2 separate regions of the Homo sapiens genome follow, and region 2 is linked to region 1. Evidence: read pairs that join two places in POLR2A ChIA-PET (ENCODE). Cell type or tissue: HepG2. All regions are shown on one strand.

Region 1 (2,500 bases):
GAAGAACAAAGTTGAAGGACTCATACTTACTAATTTTAAAACTTACGCCAAGGCTACAATAATCAAAACAGTGTGGTACTGGCATAAAGACTGACATACAGACCAATGGCATAGAGTAGAGAGCCCAGAAATAAACCCTTGCCTGTATGGTCAAATAATTTTCAACAAGGGTGCTGAGATCATTCAATGGAGAAAGGACAATCTTTTCCCAGCACTGGGTAGCCACGTGGAAAATGGGGTAGCCACATGGAAAACTGGGTAGCCACATGGAAAAGAATGAAGTTGGGCCCTTTCCTTATTTCATATACAAAAATGAACTAAAAATGAATAAAAGGCCTACATGTAAGAACTAAAATTCTTAGAAGAAAACAGGAGAAAAGCTTCATGACATTAAATTTGGCAATGATTTCTTGGACATGACACCAAAAGCACAGGCAATAAAAGAATAAATAAATATTGTGAACTTCATCTAAATTAAAGATGTTTATGCATCAAAGGACACTGTCAACAGAGTAAAGAGGCAACCCACAGAATGGGAGAAAATATTTGAAAATCATATATCTGATAAGGAATCAATATCAGAATACATAAAGAACTCCTAAAATGTAATAACTAAAAAAGAAAAAAAAATTTTTTAAATGGGCAAAGGAATCAAATAGACATTTCTCCAAAGAAGAAATATAAATGACCAATAAGCACATGAAAAGAGGCTCAACATCACTAATCATTAAAAAACAAAACAAAATCAAAACCACAATGAAACATCACTTCACATTCAATAGAATGGTTATTACCAAAAACCAGAAAATAACAAGTATTAGAGAGGATGTGGAGCAACTGGAATCCTTGTGCACTGTTGGGGGGAATGTGACATAGTGCAGCCACAATGGAAACACTATAGCAATTCCCCCCCCTCCCAAATTAAAAATAGAATTACCATATGATTTATCAATTCGACTTCTGGGTATAACCAAACTAATTTAAAAGAGGGACCAAACTAATTTAAAACAGGGACTCTGACAGACATCTGTACACCCACATTCATTGCACCGTTATTCACAAGAGCCAGAAGGTAGAAACAAGCCTAATGTACATCAAAAGATGAGTGAATAAACAAAGTGAGTGGTATATATATGCAATGGAATATTATTCAGCCTCAAAAATGGAGGAAATTCTGACACACACTACAACATGGATAAGCCTTGAAGATATTATGCTAAGTGAAATAAGCCAGTCGCAAAGAACAAATACTGATTCCACTTACATGAAATACCTAGAGAACTCCAATTCATAGAGACAGAAAATAGAACAGAGATTATCAAGGGCAGAAGGGAAGGGAGAATGGGTAGTTAATGTTTAATGGAACAGATCAGTTTTGCAAGATGAAGAGATTGGTTGCACAACAATGGGAAATGTACTGAATACCACTGAATTGTATACTTAAAATAGTTGAAGTGGTAAATTCTATGCCATGTATATTTTACTAAATATAAAATATATATCTGATCATTGCACACCCCTCTCTATCTCCCTCCCCCAACTAAAACCCTCCAGTGGCTTCTCATTGTCTTAAGGATAATGTCTAAAATTCTTAATACTAATTATGATAGTACTTAGCCTATGAGGCCCAGTACAGTCTAGCTCCCAAACCTCTCACCAGAGGAATTGTCTCTCTTCTCTCTAGCCACACAAAACTCTCTCACATTTTCTCAGAGCCTTTATGACACTGTTCTTCAGACTGAATTCTCTTCCCCACCCTCTTCATTCTTCAGGTCTCAGTGACCTCCATCGCCTCCCCAAGTGATGGGGAGCTCCAGCACTGCAGGGACTGTTAGGGCCTGCATGGGTGACAGGGTGTAGCAGCTCCAGGGAGCCTCCTCTAACAGGCCTGAGGCCAGAGCTCCAGCTGCTGCCTTCCACCTCCAGGTCCTGGAGTCCTCTCCCCAACCACAAGTGGGTGTGCTGTGCCTGTTTTCTCTGCCTAAGGCTGTGTCTTCGGTTTCCCATGCAGGGGTGTGTGTGCATGCATGCATGTGTGTGTGTGTGTGTGTGTGTGTGTGTTTGTGTGTGTGAATGAATGTGCGTGTGTATAGAGGTTGTCCCAGACTCCTCCCCTCTCCACCCACCACTTATTCTCTGGGCTGGCTCTCTGGCTTTCTGGAATGGATGAGTTTCTTTCCCTGCCAGATAGGGATGGCCCAAGGTGGCCTCATTTGACTTCTCTGGACAGGGCTTCGGGCCCATCCCTCATTCCATGACTTTCTCTCCTGGCTTTGAAAAGAGTTCTGAGCATAATATTCCAGGCATCTCTTCTAAGAGCATAACACTGAATTATGCTTTCAAGCACAGAGGTATTTTCCTCTCTTTTTTTCCAGACATGAGTTCTGGGGCACTCGTGGCTATTGCTAATTCTTAATGCCCTGGCACCATAGAAACAAGTTATGTTCTAGGCTGTGCAAGCAGAGACCTGGCCTGCAGGGGCTTCTCTGGAGGGTAGGGG
Region 2 (2,500 bases), 130 kb before region 1:
AGCAGACAACAGGGCTGGGACTAGGGTGAGGGGTGAGGCATCTAGGGGCAAAACTGAAGGAGACACCTACTCCCAACCCTGCACTTGCAGACTCTGAGAGCGAGTGTCTCATTCAGTATTGTGCTCTAGACTTCTCACCCACCTCCCCCTAATTCTGGCCCTGAAAGAAAATGACAGGCCAGAGGTGAGGGGTGGGTGCTTGTTGAGAAGTGCAGGGGCTGTGGTGGTCCAGGGTGGTTGTTCCCACTCTAGTCTGGGGGTCCTGGAAGACTTTGCAGAGGAAGTGAGCAGTTCAGACTCCTGGGAAAGGAGACACCTCCCCACTCAATCCAACTGATTGCACACCTCTGTCCTGGCCACCTCGCCTTTCCAGACCTGCCAAGGGCAGGGGGGCAACTGCCAGCGCCATGTCCTCCTTTTGCCCCTCTGTGCCCAGGCAGAATAGGCAAAAGGGAGCTGAACATTCTTGCACACGGTGCGGGATGCACACAGACCGGCAGGACGCAGCCGGAGAGGACACGGGGCCCACAGAATCAGTCCTGGCTTGAACATGCTTGTCTGGGAGCGCGTCTGCACACCCTTGGAGGTGGTGTGCCCGGCCTGCGCTACCCAGCAGCCAGTGGGCACTCGGAACAAACCAGGCCATGCCTGGAGGGAGCCTGTCAAGGAGGATAATGAACGCAGGTGTGCACGCTCAGCTGAGCTTTGTCTCTGAGTTGGTTTGCTTACCTCAACGGTTTGTCCCTGTTTGGCGTGTGGCTCTGTTCATAGGTCTGTAACTGTGTCTTTGCCCGTCAGTCTTCCTGTGACCCTGTGCTTTTCTCTCTTTCTCTCTCTCTCTCTGTCCCTGTCTCTGTCCCTCTGTCCCTGAGTGATGTGAGGCCGGGCTGGGGGCAGTCGCAGCCGCGTCCTCTCTTGCCCTCATTGGTTCGCAGCCGCTCCCCCGGGCAGCCGCCGCCAGTCCCGCCCCTCCCCCGAACCCCCGCCCGGGACACGAGCGCGCTCAGAGCCGCCAGAAAGCTCAGTCTCCTGCTCAAAACAGGAGCGCAGCAGCCGGAGGGAGTGGGGACAAGCTCGCTGAACACTGGGCGTCTCGACAGGGACCAGAGCCTGCAGGACTGTTCCGAGACGCTGCGGTGGCGGCGGCGCCGGAGGACGCGGAGGACTCCCTGGCCACCCGCCCTCCGTGCGCTCTGCCACCGGGCGCTCAGCAGAGACCCCGGGCTGCGGCTGCACTTGCTGAGTGCCTCTCCCCGCCGCCGCAGCCCAGAGGCGCCCAGCACCTGGAGCTCACTGGAGCTGAGGGTCCGAGCTGAGCGGGCTGTTGTAAAGCCGAAAGGCGAGTCAGTGACTGGGACCTCTGTCCTGGTGGCGACGGAGAGAAACAGTGAGCCCGAGGGGCGCGGGCACAGAACTGTCCAGCTCCGAGAACTGGGGTCCGCCAGCCGGCGGGGAAAGCAGCTGAGCGCGGAGGCGAGTGAGCGGACGCGTCCCGGGGTCTTTGCAGTCCCCGCCGGCCCCAAGGCACCGACTCTCGGTCAGTTGGGCGCGGCAGGGCGGGAGGGGCGCGCCATGGAGGCGCCGGGTCGCGCCAGTATGCTCCAGGCCAAGTGAAGCGGTCCGGCTGGGGTCGGCGGGACCCGCGGGCCATGTACGGCGACATATTCAACGCCACGGGCGGCCCCGAGGCGGCGGTAGGCAGCGCGCTGGCCCCAGGAGCCACGGTCAAGGCAGAAGGCGCTTTGCCGCTGGAGCTGGCCACTGCGCGCGGTATGAGGGACGGCGCGGCCACAAAGCCCGACCTGCCCACCTACCTGCTGCTCTTCTTCCTGCTGCTGCTCTCGGTGGCGCTCGTCGTCCTCTTCATCGGTTGCCAGCTGCGCCATTCGGCCTTCGCCGCGCTGCCCCACGACCGCTCGCTGCGCGACGCCCGCGCGCCCTGGAAGACGCGGCCGGTGTAGCTTGGGACTGAGCCACGGCCGCCGGGCGCCCCGTCCCGACCTAGCCAAGAGCAGCCAGCTTGAGCCTGGTAGGGAGGGCACGACACCGGGGATCGCTGGCCCCTGGGAACACGGTGCCCTGACCCAAAGACCCTTCCTGAACTAGAGTGGCAACCCGAGAGGAAAGGGAGACCGAGGCGTCGGGAGCCTGTGTAGGGTCTCGATCCCAGTACCTGTAGGTACCGTGATTCTGATCCCCTGGCCAAATCTTTCTTCCTCTGGACAGAGGGTCCAGTCGGGAAACCTTCCCGAAAGACGGCGGTCGGGTCGGGAAACCTTCCTGAAAGACGGCGCGCCAGCCCGTCTTGCTTGCTCGCCGCCTGCTGACTTCCTTACTTTGCACACGGAAGGGGCAGGAACCGCAAGCGTGCAACTAGCCTGGAGCTACCCGTCTGGACTCGCAGGCCCTGTGGCTGTTTCCCACAGCTGCTACGGCCTCTCTTGCTCCTTGACACCGAGGAGGACCCCACTAGGATCCGAGCGTCGTGAACTCACCTGAA

Evidence for each region. ChIA-PET counts read pairs that join two places held together with the same protein. Peaks named below come from ENCODE experiments on the same cell type or tissue, not always from the same donor. Only the 100,000 strongest peaks of a DNase experiment are listed, where the experiment ranks them.
Region 2: POLR2A ChIA-PET joins it to region 1 with 5 read pairs; 1 of 35 experiments calls an interaction of 5 or more read pairs at or near these places.

What each region holds. Positions count from the first base shown.
Region 1 is chr5:136,066,471-136,068,970 of GRCh38, reverse strand. No RefSeq gene overlaps it. Among named protein-coding and RNA genes, the nearest start is that of TGFBI, 39 kb to the right of the region's middle. In HepG2, a CTCF peak has its summit at 1,903; DNase peaks (open chromatin) are centred at 1,300 and 1,970.
Region 2 is chr5:136,191,674-136,194,173 of GRCh38, reverse strand. It overlaps SMIM32 (small integral membrane protein 32), which reads left to right and starts at 1,012. Exons shown (of 1, transcript NM_001350994.2): 1 at 1,012-2,500. The coding sequence starts at 1,650. The coding sequence ends at 1,961. RefSeq lists enhancers at 541-1,058, 1,215-2,129. In HepG2, no CTCF peak of the experiment used is centred here; no DNase peak of the experiment used is centred here; H3K4me3 peaks cover 1,114 bases; H3K27me3 peaks cover 746 bases.